2 separate regions of the Homo sapiens genome follow, and region 2 is linked to region 1. The links are chromatin loops, found by intact Hi-C in ENCODE. Cell type or tissue: MCF 10A. All regions are shown on one strand. Links, peaks and the distances in the headings refer to the core of each region. The heading gives the core; the rest is flanking DNA.

The links. A loop is a pair of places that touch in the nucleus more often than their neighbours do. Peaks named below come from ENCODE experiments on the same cell type or tissue, not always from the same donor. Only the 100,000 strongest peaks of a DNase experiment are listed, where the experiment ranks them.
Region 2: a loop joins it to region 1, with 3 times the contacts of the local background. A loop is called at or near these places in 2 of 110 quality-filtered maps.

What each region holds. Positions count from the first base shown.
Region 1 is chr4:72,299,616-72,307,183 of GRCh38, reverse strand. It overlaps ADAMTS3 (ADAM metallopeptidase with thrombospondin type 1 motif 3), which reads left to right. Exons shown (of 22, transcript NM_014243.3): 16 at 1,117-1,197; 17 at 3,104-3,267. Among named protein-coding and RNA genes, the nearest start is that of ADAMTS3, 270 kb to the left of the region's middle. In MCF 10A, for the core only: a CTCF peak has its summit at 3,873 (motif pointing right); a DNase peak (open chromatin) is centred at 3,903.
Region 2 is chr4:72,563,822-72,571,389 of GRCh38, reverse strand. ADAMTS3 (ADAM metallopeptidase with thrombospondin type 1 motif 3) reads left to right here and starts at 2,169. Exons shown (of 22, transcript NM_014243.3): 1 at 2,169-2,696; 2 at 3,989-4,016. The coding sequence starts at 2,628. In MCF 10A, for the core only: a CTCF peak has its summit at 3,472; DNase peaks (open chromatin) are centred at 3,179 and 3,409.

The DNA of each region.
Region 1 (7,568 bases), core at 2,386-4,885:
CTATTCATAGGTGTATATTATTATACATATACAAATGACAAAAACACTTGTTTTTTCTTATTTCATCAATAATTGTGGATTGATAACTGGATTTCTGTTAATATTCTCCATAGAATATGTATTGGATGTTTCATAATGTATTGAAGGTGTAGGTTACATAATCATTTTATATTCATTTATTTGTATGATAATGAGATGTATAACATCTGTTCTAATTGACCTGACTATTGTCAGGTCATAATATTTATGATTTATGGTCATAATCTTAATTCTAAATGATTGTAAGATAATTTTTAGGACATGTGATAGTATCAACATAGTATGTGATATATGACATTTACAGTAATAGGAATGATATATGATTTTAAAACACAAAGCAACCTATTAAGCATATTGATTTTCTTATTTCTGGCTTAGGAGGTTTTGAGGTTAGGGTGCATATAAAGGCAATGCATAACACATCTTGCACACATTTTCCAACTAAGTGGTTTAAAATCCATGTTGTCGATTTGGTTAAAATAGTCCCATCATAAAACTTGCCTAAAGCTTTAAAATTAATACTGATCACAAGAAAAATGAAAGCACTGATTTTTCTGTTGTAACTCCTTTAGAATAAAGAAGGCTTTAAATATGAAAATATTTTAATAATTAGAAGTTTAGCTGTCTATACTTCCCTCTTAGACTTTTAAAATAACATGTAAGCAGATAACATATCCCAAAAAGTTTACAACTTAAGTGAACTTTCACTAAAAATTGACTCCACTTCAAAAGGATGGTTTAGAAAACTAGAATCACACAGAGGGACACAGGAAAGTATAGTATTTGCCTGAATTGTTGTTCACATCATTTGAAGGTCAACGCAAGATAAGTGACTAATACGTTGGTAACAAGATTAACTTTTTTCCCTCTTTAATAAAAAAAAAAGTTGCCTCTAATTTCATGTTGGATGTCACAAAAGCTACCAATGCTTTGAAGTTAATTTCCGAAACTGCTTCTTTAAATTTATGGATGCCCTCTTCTGCACGCAGAAGCAGTAAGAATGTAGTGCTCAACTAACCATGGTTGTTGCTTTTGTTTTCTTCTTTGCTTCCTACAATATTTACTACACATGCAAAGGGTACCTTAAGATGTTTGATATACCCCCTGGGGCTAGACATGTGTTAATCCAAGAAGACGAGGCTTCTCCTCATATTCTTGGTAAGTGTTTCTGTCTGCTGTCTCTGCTTTAACATGCACTGAAACATTGAAATGTCAAAGAAATCCTAAATATAGATATGTATATATGTACACATATATGTGCATACGTATATGTACATACATGTGCATACGTATATGTACGTACATGTGCATACGTATATGTGCGTACATGTGCATGATGTGCATGCGTATATGTGCGTACATGTGCATGTGTATATGTGTGTACATGTGCATATGTATATGTACATACATGTGCATACGTATATGTAAGAATCAAAATAATATATAAATGCATTAATTGAATGTTATGTAGGTTTTTTTTGGTCATTTCTCCCAACTATGCTTACTTTAAAACAAGAAACATAAAAAAAGTAGAGCTTTAATTTTGTATAGAAACTGGGGTTGGTTCCTAACTATATGAGGGAAAAATCATTTGACAAGCTTATATTTCTTATACACTTTTTGCTCTAAGGAATAAGAAAATAAATATGTTAATAAAATCCACTAAATCAAGGAATATCAGAAAAATTCATCATACTTATGTTTACAAATAAGTTCTGATATTTTGATTGATCCAATACTGTACGTATCCTTATTTTTATTGTATTTCACATTCTTTGAAAAGCAACCACAGGTGAATTTTACTAATCTAATCTTAAATTATTCTAATATCTGACATGTGTCAGGTTTTTGACTGGCACATGCAGATCCATTTGCCACGGAGAGCTGATTATAATTTCCACAAGAAGATTTTTTTTTCTTTTATGAGACGATTACATGGAAATGTCACTTTAAAGAGGTTTACATTTAAATTGTATAGACAAGTGTAAACATAACTTACTTATTCCTTGGCCTATAAGAACACTAAGATAATTTCTGAAGCTAAGACATCACGTATCAACTCCATGAAAATTTGTAGCAAATTGTTTTATTTCAGTTGTGACTTTAAAAAGTGCATTGTTTTATGGTGTTTCATAGAATTTTTAAACACATTTAATTTATATTCACTACTAAATGTCGTAATAGTCTAGCAGTCAGCTATAGTTCTCTCTCAAGCATTTAAAATCCCTTATTTTTCATCCTAGAATTCATATTAATGTCCTTGGAAAAAATAGACCAGTTTAAAGCCCAAGAGGAATAAATACATTTAATTAAAATTACTCATGTTTTTCACACATTTTCAATAATTGTAGTAACATGAAATTTTGCTTTCTAATGTAACATTATATGCTGATAAACAAATCTAAAATTTAAAATCCCATTCATTATTTTTTACTCATTAAGCCAGCATTTTATTTCATTGTATAATATGTAATAAATATATACTACATTAAGAATTCCATTAGCAGTAAGCAGCTTTTTCTAACTATATGAGTAGGTGATATGGCTCTGGAATTTTACAATCATGAGAACTAAATTGTTGCCTGAAAAATTACTTCAACTATGTTGGATGACTATAAATATTTTGACCAACTTTAAAAAATATATGCAATAATTAACCGTTACATTATATGCTATCCTAGCATAAATTGTTTCTATTAATTATTGAAAAGGTAGCTATCATTTTCAAGATATTCCCAGTTTTCTAAGGAAATATATAGGATAAATGATTTAGAAACTATTAACCTCTTTGACGATGTTTTCAAATGGGAATATTTGCAAACATTATTTTTGCCTATTTAACCATCTTGCTGTATTTTTGACTAGTTAGGAATGCTTCTTGAGAGTTTTGAATGCCTAATCAAGACAATGGAAATAATATCAGAACTAACACCCATTTTGATTCCTTGCTACTAATAAAGAAACATGGTCATTGATTTGTAGAAAGGATATACTTGCTGTGAATCTTCAGCACTTAATATGATAAAATAAAATGTATGCTGGTTACTCATTTTTCTCCCTTTAGCTATTAAGAACCAGGCTACAGGCCATTATATTTTAAATGGCAAAGGGGAGGAAGCCAAGTCGCGGACCTTCATAGATCTTGGTGTGGAGTGGGATTATAACATTGAAGATGACATTGAAAGTCTTCACACCGATGGACCTTTACATGATCCTGTTATTGTTTTGGTATGTGGCATTATGGGCTCATGGTATAGTTAGCTCAGCTTACTTTATAATTAATTTATCTGAAAACACTTTTACCTTGAACATTAAGTGTACTTTGAACTTTGAAACATGAGTTGCTTTTTAAAATAATTCCATTTATCTTTCCCCCCACTCTTTGTGCAATATTTTCATGTAATTTATTATATAGACATTATAAACTGAATAATGCAGCATTCTGATTTTTGACTTAAATAATCAGTTATCATCTTTTAAAGACAACACTAAAAGTAGATTTTTGTATTTACCCACATATTTACCATTTTGTATGCTTTTCATTCTACTTTGTACATCTGACGTTCCATCTAGTATCATTTACCTTCAATATAAAGATCTTCAGCATTTCTTGTGGTGTGGGTGTATTGGCAAGTAATTCTCTCATCTGTCAATGATCTGAAAATATCTTTATTTCACCCTCATTTTTGAAGGATATCTTTACTAGATATAGAATTTGAGTTGCTAGTTTTTTGGTTTTTTATTCCCTGTTTTCCCTTCTTTCAGCACTGTGTTTTTATGATCTTGCAGCGAGTTCCAAGGGTTTGGGGGCTGATCAAAGAAAAATATATGGCCACAAGGTGGCAGTAGCACACACACACTTTATTTGGGCTAGGCCTCAGCTGGTTTGCAAGTGGGGCCACTACCTAGAGGAGAGAAGGGCAAGGGAACTTCTGAGAAAGAGGGGAATCTGAGGTGGTTTATGTGCCTAGGTGGTGTCATTCAGCAGCACAGAAGAGAGTCTGTGGGTCAGAGGGCTCCAAGGGAGGCAGCTGCGTGAGGTCCTTATAGCCAGAAGGTCTTATTCATATCTAGCAGATGTTGGATGTAGTTTCCTAGAGCTGTGCAAAGCAAGCAGTCCCTGAATGGCTAAAACTCCCTCATTTGGGCAGCGTTAAAAACAACTGGATGTATAAAAGTTTGTGTTTGGCATCAGAGGGCTTTTGAGCTAACAGATCTCAGCCTCAGCCTGCTGTGAAGAAAGAACCTAGGGGCCAATATACAGGAGCCCTCTTTTACTCATTTATACAGCACTTGCCTTCCAGAATCCATCATTTATGAAGAGAAGCCTCATTTATATTGCTGCACTGCATGTAATGTGTCAGTTTTCTCTGGCTGCTTTTTAAGATTTTTCTCTTCATCTTTTTGTTTTGTCTTGTTGGTTTAGCAGTTTGACTGTGATATACTCAGTTTACCGTGTTCTTTGTATGTCTTATGCTTGGGGTTCACTGAGAATCTTGGCTTTGTAGGTTGATGTTTTTGACCAAATTTGGGTAAATTTCCCATGATGTGTTCTAGTTAGTTGTTTTTCCCAAACCCTCACCCCCACCCCATCTTTCTCTTCTTCACTCCTAGGACTCACTTAAATCAGTTGAAATTGTTCTACAAGTCTCAGGCTCTGTTCATCCTTTATAATCTTTTTTAAAATACATTTTTCAGATCGGATTATTCCTTTTGAGCTCTAAGTCACTATTTCTCTTAGGTGATCTCCAATCTGTCCTTGAGCCTATCCAGTAAATTTTTCGTATCCGATGGTGCACTTTTCTTTTATAGAATTTCCATTTGGTTCTTTTTTTTTTTTTATTTCCATTTTTCGGCTGAATTTTTCATAATGTTCACTCATTACATCTAAGTTACCCTTTAAGTTCTGGGTCTTCACATTGTCAATTTTTTTTATGGATCACATTTCCTGCTTCTTTTTTTCTTGTACACTCGACATTTTGGAAGATAAATTGTAAGGTGTCTGGTTTTGTTCTGGCAGGCGGTTAAGTTATTGTCAGATCATTCTGATCCTTTAAGGCCTAGTTTTATTCTTCCTTACAGCTAGTCTATTTCAGTGTTGTCCTTCTTCCCATGGTGTGGCCTTTCATGGTGCCAGGCTCAGCCCTGCCTGGTTTCTGGTATCACTGTCCCACCCCCAGCACTCCCACTGTGGACTGCCTGGTGTCTTGGCTTGAGCATACACAGACCAACCCTCAGTCATGGACCCATGTAGATTTCTAGGTGATCTCTCTAAGCAGGCCCCTCTTTAGTGGCCGGCTCTGAAAGTTCCAAACTCTAATCTAGCTCCAGGTCCAGAACCTGGCCCTTGTCAGGAATAAGATCTGGCTTGTTTCTCTTCTTACAAGGATTGGTGTCCTTTGTCATGACATACATTGCCAAACAAAAAAAAAAAGTTTCTGCAAATATTTTGCCCAGTTTTATAGCTTTTAATATCAAGACGGCAACTCCATTACTCCCTCATGGATGAAAGCAGAAGACAGCTACTTGATTTGAAATTTATTGTTAGTTTCTGTTTTATACAGAATTTTTATTTATTGGATTTCCTATAAAATATTATACTTAAGTCAAATTGCTCCACTCAATTTTTAGGGTTTTTCTTCTCTGAAAATTAGTTCCATTTTGAAATATCTGTTCAAATCTTTTGCCCATTGTTAAAGTTGTTATATTTTCTTTTTGTTGAGTTTCGAGAGCTCTTTGTATATTCAAGTCCTCTGTGAAATACATGATTTGCAAATGTTTTATTCCAGTCCATAGGTTGTCTTTTCATTCTTTTAGTAGTTTCTTTCATAGAGCAAAATCTTTTAGCTTTATCGAAGTCCAATTTTTTAATGTTTTCTTTTGTGGATAAAGATTTTGGTGTTATGAAATTTTTTTTTGTCTAATCCAGCATCAAAACATTTTCTCCTACTTTTTTTGGTAACTGTTTTAGAGTTATACATTTTACATTTAGGTATATGTATCACTTGGGGTTAATTTTGTATGAAGTGTTAGGTCCTTATTTTTGCATATGGATGTCTATATTAGTTATCTATTGTTGTAAAACAAATTACCCTCAAACTTAGTGGCTGAACACAAGCAATACTTATAGTTTCTGTGGAACATGTATCTGGACACCACTTAACTGGCTAGTTCTGGCATAGAGTATCTGATGAGTTTGCTGTCAACTGTGGCTAGAGTCATCTCAGCTTGACTGGGGGTTACTCTGCTTCCAAGCTTAGTCACATGGTGCTGAAAGGCCTCAGATGATTGTTCCCCAGCTTTTCCATGTGGTGGGTAGCAGTCCATGATTCTTTACCACTTAAGCCTCTCCATAGGATGCTTATACATCCTCACAATATGGCACTGACTTCCACTACAGCAAGTGACTCAAGTGAGCGAGAACATGGGACAGTGAAACCGAGACGGAATTCTCAGTCCTTTTTTACCTAATGTATCTACATTTCTTAAACCATCACAATGTCCAGTTGTTTTAGCACTATTTGTTAGAAGTCTGTCCTTTATTAAAATGCCTTTCAATTGTGTCAAAATTAATTATCCACATTTATGTGGGTCTATTCTAGACTCTCATCCTGTTCCATAATAAAATATATGTTAATCAAAGTTTTATTTAGCTTATTTTAAATATGAATGATTGGAGGCCAGAAGCTGTATTTCATGCTGATATAATTACATTGTATTCTTTTCTAGCAACATGAGTATCTGGCTTTAGAGACCTGATGCTTAACCATCATGATAGATGCTTCAAGACTTGCCCACTGATTATAATCTGACCACAGCAAGTGGTGTGGGCTGGAGGTACAAGAGGGAGATTTGTAGCTAGGAGATGAGGGTGTAGACAAGCAATGTTCTATCATTATGACATTGCTTTTCCATTCTGAGTCCTGGAACATGGTGGCTAGGCTGTCTGGGGCAAAGAGAATTAGATATCTGGCTAGAGTGTAAGGGTTGTTCGAATGGTGCTTGATTTTTAATGCTGTTTTAAAAAAAAAGACAGAAAAAAGAGAATAAAAGCCAGATAACCAGATCCTCTACCCCCACTGATTTTAGTATCACCTCATTTCTCAAACAAAAGGTAGTTCTAAAAATTTAGTTTGGAATACCAATGAATTGCACATTTCTCTCTTTGCATAATCAGTAAAATCCTATGAAAGCTACATGAAAATCAATTTTTTTAAAGGCAGCTTTGCCCTGAACAAAATTAAAAGGCAAGAGACAAACTGAGAAAATATTTGCAACTCATATTACAAAAAGGAATTCATATCTTTAGTGCACAGATTAGGAGAGAAAAAATGTGTACAGTTCCAATAAAAACCAGGACAGTCATGCAATGTACAGTGTTTAAAATATGTGAGTAATAAACTTAGGAAAATTAAACTTTATTAGTTATCAAATAAATAACAACTAAAATCATGATATTTTTCCCATCCAATTAATAAAGGTGAAAATTATGTAACATGTAGTGTCAAATGGCCACTTTCATACACTCT
Region 2 (7,568 bases), core at 2,143-4,642, 260 kb before region 1:
ATAAGGAGAGCCATTTTGTTTCATTTATCTAAGTATTTCATGAGCTCAGTTGGCTGTCTGAGAATTTTCCTTTTCCTGGTAAAACATTTAATATTCCAGGGAATACTTTGGGAAACTCTGCCTTAGAATATATTAGGAGAACCCTATTAATTAGAACTCATTTAGAATTAAAAAAAAACCCTATTGCATGCTCTTAAACTGATCTTTGTCAAAGTGAGAGTCATGACTTGCTGGGTTGTGAAATCAATTGAGTGCTCATCTGCAATTGGGGTTGCAGGGAAAGAATGGCAAGAAAAATATCAGGGTTGTTGCATGCAGTACAGGTAAGTACTGAATCATGAAATTTTTACTGGGTCGCTATGCAATATGCATTTCTCTCTGTGGTGATGGCCAAAAATGTCTGAAGCCGCTGCTTTCCTGAAAGTCACATGAATTGCTTGCTATGCCGGGAGTTAGGTGATAACTAATGTCTGAATGTTGTAAAATTAACACAAAAGGGCCTACTGTAATAACATGGTTAAATACATTATTTGTTATTACCTAAAATCAGATGATTTTAGATCTCAAATATCTCATAGAGGAGAAACCAAAATAGAGGTTTATTCTGACTTGTCAAGGTAAGACAGCTGTTAGCTGGGTCTAGAACCTAGATCTCCTAATGTGTATCTCTAGTGTTCTTTTACTTGTCAGTGTAAATTGACAGATTTTTCATTTATGGAATGCTTAGGGTTACTTCTTTTTAATGAATAGACAAACTCGGTGTAAAATGTAGCAAATCACTCCTGGATAGCTAGTTAATGACAAGTTACAAAAATGCTACAGGCTTTAATTGAAGGAAAAAAGTAATTTAGAGATACTTCAGTGCTGGGGTCTAATTCTAATTCCAATTAATAACTAATTGACCTAATATCCTGTTTTACTAGGTGGGGCCATTTAGTTACCTAGTTTCTCATTTGTATATGTAAATGTCCTCGATATATGATTTTGAGAAGACTTAGCAGATAAAACATCAGTGAACACCAAATCTTTCCATGCTTAAGTTAAAGGCACAACCATCACGTTACCTCTCCAGGAATAAACAATGAATCGAAGTTATAGGAAACCCTCCAAACTCACATTGCTTTTAAAAAAGAACAAGAACTATGACTTATCTTGCATCTCATAACAAGATAAACACTAGCTCGTTTTATTGTGGGCAGGCCTCTTCAAGACTGTCCAGTTGAAGTCTTGAAGTTCGTATCTAAATTTGTGTCTACTCACTCCTGGCTCGTGGACCGGTCAGTGGAGGTTGGAGCTATTTCCTTTTCCTCCTGTCTGCTTTCTGGAAAGCACCCACAGGTGTCTACGCCTGGGAGGTGGGCCTGGGCTAGGATTCCAGCAAACTCTCAGGTTGGTGTCATTTCCCCTCAGGAAGCGCCAGGCCACAGCGGGCAGAAATCATTTGATAACTTAATCTGGGTGTGAGGAAGAGTCGCTGAGGCCTGTGTACTCTAGTGATAAACGGAAGCATCCGGGTGAGTCAAGGAAAGGACGTGGTATCTTTTAAAACTAATATAAACGAATAAAGCCTAAACAAGAGCTTACAAAGAAGGACACCCCCTGCCAAAACGTGGGAGGTGACTGGTGCCTGGAAGGGAGATCACCGCGTGGTTAAGATCTGGAGGTTCCAGGGCTTCTCTTCGGGGAGAATTCTCTGGCTGGGAGAACAGTGGAGGTTGGAGGAGGTGAATTTCCTACAGCCCAGGACCAGCCCTCGGACCCTCCCCCTTCCTATAATTAACTCAACGCGCGTCCCGCCAGTCGGGACCGGTGGCGCCCCTGGACCCTCCCCTCCTCTCGCCCTAGGCGGAGAAGGAGAGGCTCCAGGGTGGGAGGTCGAGCCCGGGCCACACCAGCCCCCGAGCGGTCTCCAATCCTGACACGGTGCGGGGGGCGCGGGTTCGGGCCCCGCATGACGTGGGCGCCACGGCGGGAGGGGCAGTCCGGGGAGCTCCGGACGCCTTATTAGCGCCCCGCGGGTCGCCAGCAGCCAGCAGACTGCCGCGCTGCGAGCAACAGGAGCCGGCGAGCGGCCCACTCCTCCCACCTCCTCCGCCTGCCTTCTCCTCCTCCCCTTCGCTCCTCCCGCCCCCACCTCTGCGTGTGCGGCGGAGTCGCCCTCTCCCTGCCTCTTTCTCCCGCTCCCGCTCGCTCGTCTCTCTCGCTAATACTTCCCCCTGCTGTGCTCCGGGGAACCCAAGCATTCTCCGCGCTAACCTTAGGGACCAATGGTGCTCGAAAAGCCTCGAAAAAGCTGCTTTGGGCAGAGATAGTTGGAAAGCCCCTCGTCCCTTCCCCCTCTCCCAGGCTTAGCCTGTGCCCGCTTACAGCACCTTCTCGCTCCTGCACACTCTGTGTTGGGAGGACGGGGTGAGAAGGTGAAGTGGAAAAAACTGCAGAGCAGAGGGGGCCAGTCTCAGAGCTCAAATTTCATTTTCATTGAAGCAAAGCACAGAAGATCATTTTTTTCTATTTCGCATTTTTTCCCTTTTCCTTTTTTTCTTAAAGAAACTTATTTTGGGCGGGGGGGGTGGGTTTGCTCTGGGCATTTGCTTTGCCCAGTAGTTGGAAAGTGAACTCGACTCGTGATGGTTCTCCTGTCACTTTGGTTGATAGCAGCCGCTCTGGTAGAGGTTAGGACTTCAGCTGATGGACAAGTAAGTGGAAAATAATAACAATAAAAAAAAACTCAAACCCAACCTTTTCCCGAAAAGTTCCTCCCCTCTCTACCCTCCTCTCTTTCCTCCTTCTCCTCCCACCCTTCCCTGTTATCTTTTGCGTTCAGAAACGGTGTTTTGAGGGCTGGGCGCAGCGTGCGGGCTTTTGGGGGTAGAGGGTTGAGTTGCACGGGAGGTTACGACTCCCACTCCGGGAGCCCAGTCTTGTCACACCTAGGGCTTCACCAGTCTGCGACATTCGTAACAATTCCTAGTGACAAACCGCAGCCAGTTCCCATCCTCGCCGGGCCATCTGGGCTTCCCCTTTCTGGAGGGCGGTCTGGGCGCTTGAATGAAGTTCTGGACGCTGGGTCCGGGATCCCAGCGCTCTGGCTGCTGCCGCCAGAGTCGGGTTCCTGGAGCTTTCTCTCCTCCGAACTGACTCACGGTTTTTTCGGGCAGCCGGAGGCGGGGGTTTCAGGAAGTCCTTGGGCCGGACAGGGAGAGATCCAGTAGACACGTGTCCTGGGAGTACCACGGCCGGGCTAGGATTTGACAGTTGGGGAGGGGGGCTGGAGACGTTTCCTGCCCTCCGTTTTCCTGGGCAGAGGCTGCAGGCGCCGGCCGCCTTCTCCCCTCCCCCTCTGCACAACTCCTCCTCTTTTTAAAGCTAAGTTGAGTGCAGCTCTGTTTCTTTTCGGCCCTGCCCCCAACCCTTTGGAGGCTCAAGGTGAAGCCCGATGCTCTCAGAAGAGTCCTTGAGAAGGCTCCGCCAGGGGAGCTGTTTGTAGTAAATCATATCAGCACTGGGCCGATGGGACTTTGGGTACAGAATTTCTCTGTTAGTTTTTGTAGCTTCTCCGGTCGGCCTGGTCTGAACGACCATAGGGTAAAAAGTAGAGAATTGTCTAGTTGATTCCTGACCTTAAATCTGATTAATCAGGCCCCCTGTTAGGTGTATTTTGGCCTGTTAAATTCATACTTTCTTTTCTAATCCAGACCCAGTACGACATTTCAGAAGAGAGCATTGAGAGTCTGTATGTATTTTTGCTGGCTTCATAAGTGTTAAATTAAAATGAAAAGGGGCAAACAACTCCCTTCCCCAAATTGTTATGGAATTGGCTCATGGAACCTTCTACAAACCAAGGTGCAGGCTTTAGGCACCAATCCCAGTCTCTAGCATCTCCTGATTAGTTAGCTCTTGGAAACCATTAATGGTAGAAATAAAACTCACAAGGTGATAAGATGAAACCCAGTAACTTTCTTTTTCTTGCTTTCCCCCTCCTTTCCAGGCTGGTAATGAAGAAATGGTGCAAATAGGTAAGCTTTGTTCTCAGATGTCACTCTTATCTTAAGTTGAAAGTAAGGGAATGAAGTGAGCTAAGCAAAATATTGTTTCTGAAATGTTTCCCACTGGTGGTTAAAAAAAATAATCTGTAGTCCGGAAACATTTCTGTTCTTCTCTTCCTCTTTCTGGAGGAAGGTCCCACTTTCCTGGGGCTAAATTATAGTGAGGTAAAAATTCTCCTGCAGTTGGACATTTCAAGCATCAGTTTATTACTGTCTTTGTACAAGCCACTGATATGTACTTGGAAGATGATGGAGGGGCTGTAAGATGATATGGAGATGAATGAAATAAAATCATCAACTTCTGTAGCATTTAGGAGGAGCACATTTGAGTACAACAGAAGGCAAGAATGCTACATAGAAGAGAACAATGAAGTACAGAGCATGGAAATTTTTCTCTTACAATCTTTCCTGCTTTGGGTAAATCCTCTGATGACTTCTGTTATTCAATCTGCTTTAAAATAATTATCTCCTAATGTGAAAGATACTGTTAGGCCTTTTGCTAATATCTAAAATCCCAGTACTCTTCTGATGGTGTGGAGATTCTTACTCCCATTTTATGGGTGAGGAGACTGAGATTCAGAGAGTGTAAGTGACTTGCAACAGGTCACTCAGAAGTCCATGGTCTTTCTTGAAGCTGTTTAGAATAATGTATTTGTTGTGAATGCGGAGGCTGAAAGTCATCTGGCAAGAAGCCAGGCTACATTCAAAGTCTTTTCATACACATTTTACTTGGATTACTTTAAAAGATAATTTTTCTTTTTGGCAGAGTATTAGTCTCTGTCAATTCTGTATTTGTCAGGTGATATTGTAAAGCTGTCTTTTAGAAGAAAAGTTTTTATAACTGCTGCTGCAAACATAGTTACAAGTCATTGGCCGTTTATTAAATGCCAGGCACAGTGTTGATTGTTTCATGTGTTATGTCAACTGATTCCCACAGCCACACTGTGAGGTGGGGATACTATTGTGCCTATGTTAGAGATGAGGAAAATGAAGCTTGAGAGGTTGCATAGCTACCTGTTATAGTACACAGTGGAGATTCACACTTGTTAACTAAGAAACCCAAGAGCTAAGCCCAGAGGTGTGTATATGTAGCCTGTAATATATGAGCATATATCAAAATGCTCCTTCCTACTCAGTGCTTAGCATTGTTGGATGTATTTCCCAAGCTTAGACCTCGACGGCAAGAGGAGAACAGTGGGGAGGAAAGGCACTGAGAACTGCCCTAAAAGTACAGTGTTTATGATCAGATACTTGTCATTCGTAGTTGATAACATTCAGCCATCAATCCTTATCTTTTTAAAGAATTTTTTTTAACCAACTCTTAAGTAGGGAGAAGAAAGTTGTCTTATTTTTAATTACTTAAATATTTGATTACTTACACGTCCCAACTTTTCAATATGCAAATTAAAAAGATGTCTTAAGATCACCCATTCCACCAAAAAATTTCATAAAATATATAGCTTTGATTAGAATTTTAAGATAGAATTAGGATGCTCTCATATAAGAGGCCCTGGATTGAACCGAAGTTTGGTTCAGTTGTTTTGCTAATGTAAATTACTATGGTAGCCCTTTTAAAGGGAAGAAAATAGTACAGGTGTCCTTAAATTTGGCAGAGGAGAGATAAGTCAGTATGAAAGAGAGGAGGCGGAGCCCTCTTAGGGTGTAGTGCTGAAGATTTACTTGTTCCCATATTCATCTGTTTTATGGGATTTCTCTCTTTTATTATTACCATTCTTATTTATCGTTTTCCAGTTGAATGAAGAGAAGAACAGATTGAATAAAATAGATTTTGGCCCACAGGTCTTGTGATAGCAAAAGTATAACTATCATTTCACTTTGGTTTATGTATCATATGTAAGAAAATCTTATGTACAGTGATTAGTTTTGCTCCCCTGTTCCCATGTGTAAAGGCACTGCTACACTGCTAACCTGGAGATTTGGTGAAATGCACTCCTGAACACGTTATTTATTTTTTTTCTATTAACTGATTTAGAAGTAGTTTTATATAACTACCTGGGGACGTGTTATTTGATCAGAAATACATTAGGAAAGACAAATAATGTTTGTAGATTTTATTTATTTATTTTTCAACAAATTGGCTAGAAAATAAATTTCATGGCCCTGAATAATTTCTAAATAATTTAATGTTTCAGGAAGGGTTAAATATAAATGAGTAATAAACCACAAGTTGTTAAGAAACTAAATTTTAAAAATACTTTCTACTGAAGTGTAGTATAGATGTAGGAGGGTGCATATAAGTGTACTTTGCTGATTTTTCACAAAGTGAATGCTCCTGTGCAGTCAGCAGTCAGCAGCTGGATCAATAAGTTGAACATTACTGGAATCCCTGTACGTCCCTCATGCCAACTGCCAAGCATTCTCCCGTTATGAAAGGTGACTGCTCTCCTGACTTCTAACAGGATAAATTGATTGTGTCAGTTTTTCATGCTCTTTGTAACTAGAGTCACAGGATATGTACTTCTTAGTATTTAACTTAGAAGGTCAATTTTCAAAAATATATCTTATATGCTTCAACCCTCTAGACTAGGAAGGCTTTTATTTAGGTAAAGAGAAGGCAGTTTGTGATGGGGACAGGTTAGAATATGTATAGCTATGTCACCAATATAGTGTCTCATGCAGGATATTGCCTCCTTCCTTCTCTCTTCAGCCAGTGGAATAATACCTTCTTGGTATGTGGGAAAGTAGGATTCACCCTAGAAAAAATGGGTAAATAGGTTTTGAACCCTGACCTAGTTGTGTGCCTCTTTGTCAACCAGATAGGAACTGCCTCTCTAACCACCTACCTATACCCATACATACATATATATCTGTGTGTTTGAGTATGTTTCTGTATATATGTGTAAGTATGTTTCATGAGATCATTGACATACTTCTAGGGCGTATCAGGGAGCACTGTCATTTCTGACTCAGAGTATTGCCTTGGTAGGATGCCTGAGTTAATTGTGGGAAACTGGTGTGGCTGGTCCAATTGGGTAAGGAGGCTTGCTCAATGACACATGTGGCTTAGGAAATAATCATAGTTCTGTAGACACTGGAAAATCTGAAAAAGAATTCTCTGAGTCCTTTTGTTTCATAAGCCACCACTGAGATTGCTTGAGTATCATTTGAGGAAAAAGCATTGTGATCCTTTAGTGTTAAGCTGTCTTCCCTTTCCCGACCCCACTTGGAATTGGGGCATATCTTCCATCTCCTGATTCCTCTTGGAATTGGGGCATCTGTCCTATTTCTGTTCCTCAGTTGCAAATTCCATTACATCCCAATCTTAAAAAAATAAAGTTGCTAATCTTACTCTCTCAGATATCTAGTTTACTAAGAGATAATTTTTCACCATTTTCAGGTTTCAGTTTGTAAGGTTTAGTGTGAGTCACTTACCTAGTTATTGACCAGTAAACATTGTCACTAGATTAACCCTCATGAGAGCAAAGACTTTGTTTTGATGCCAATTGTATCTCTAGTACATAAAACAGTGCTTGGTAGCTTGTGGGTCCTCAAATATTGGTT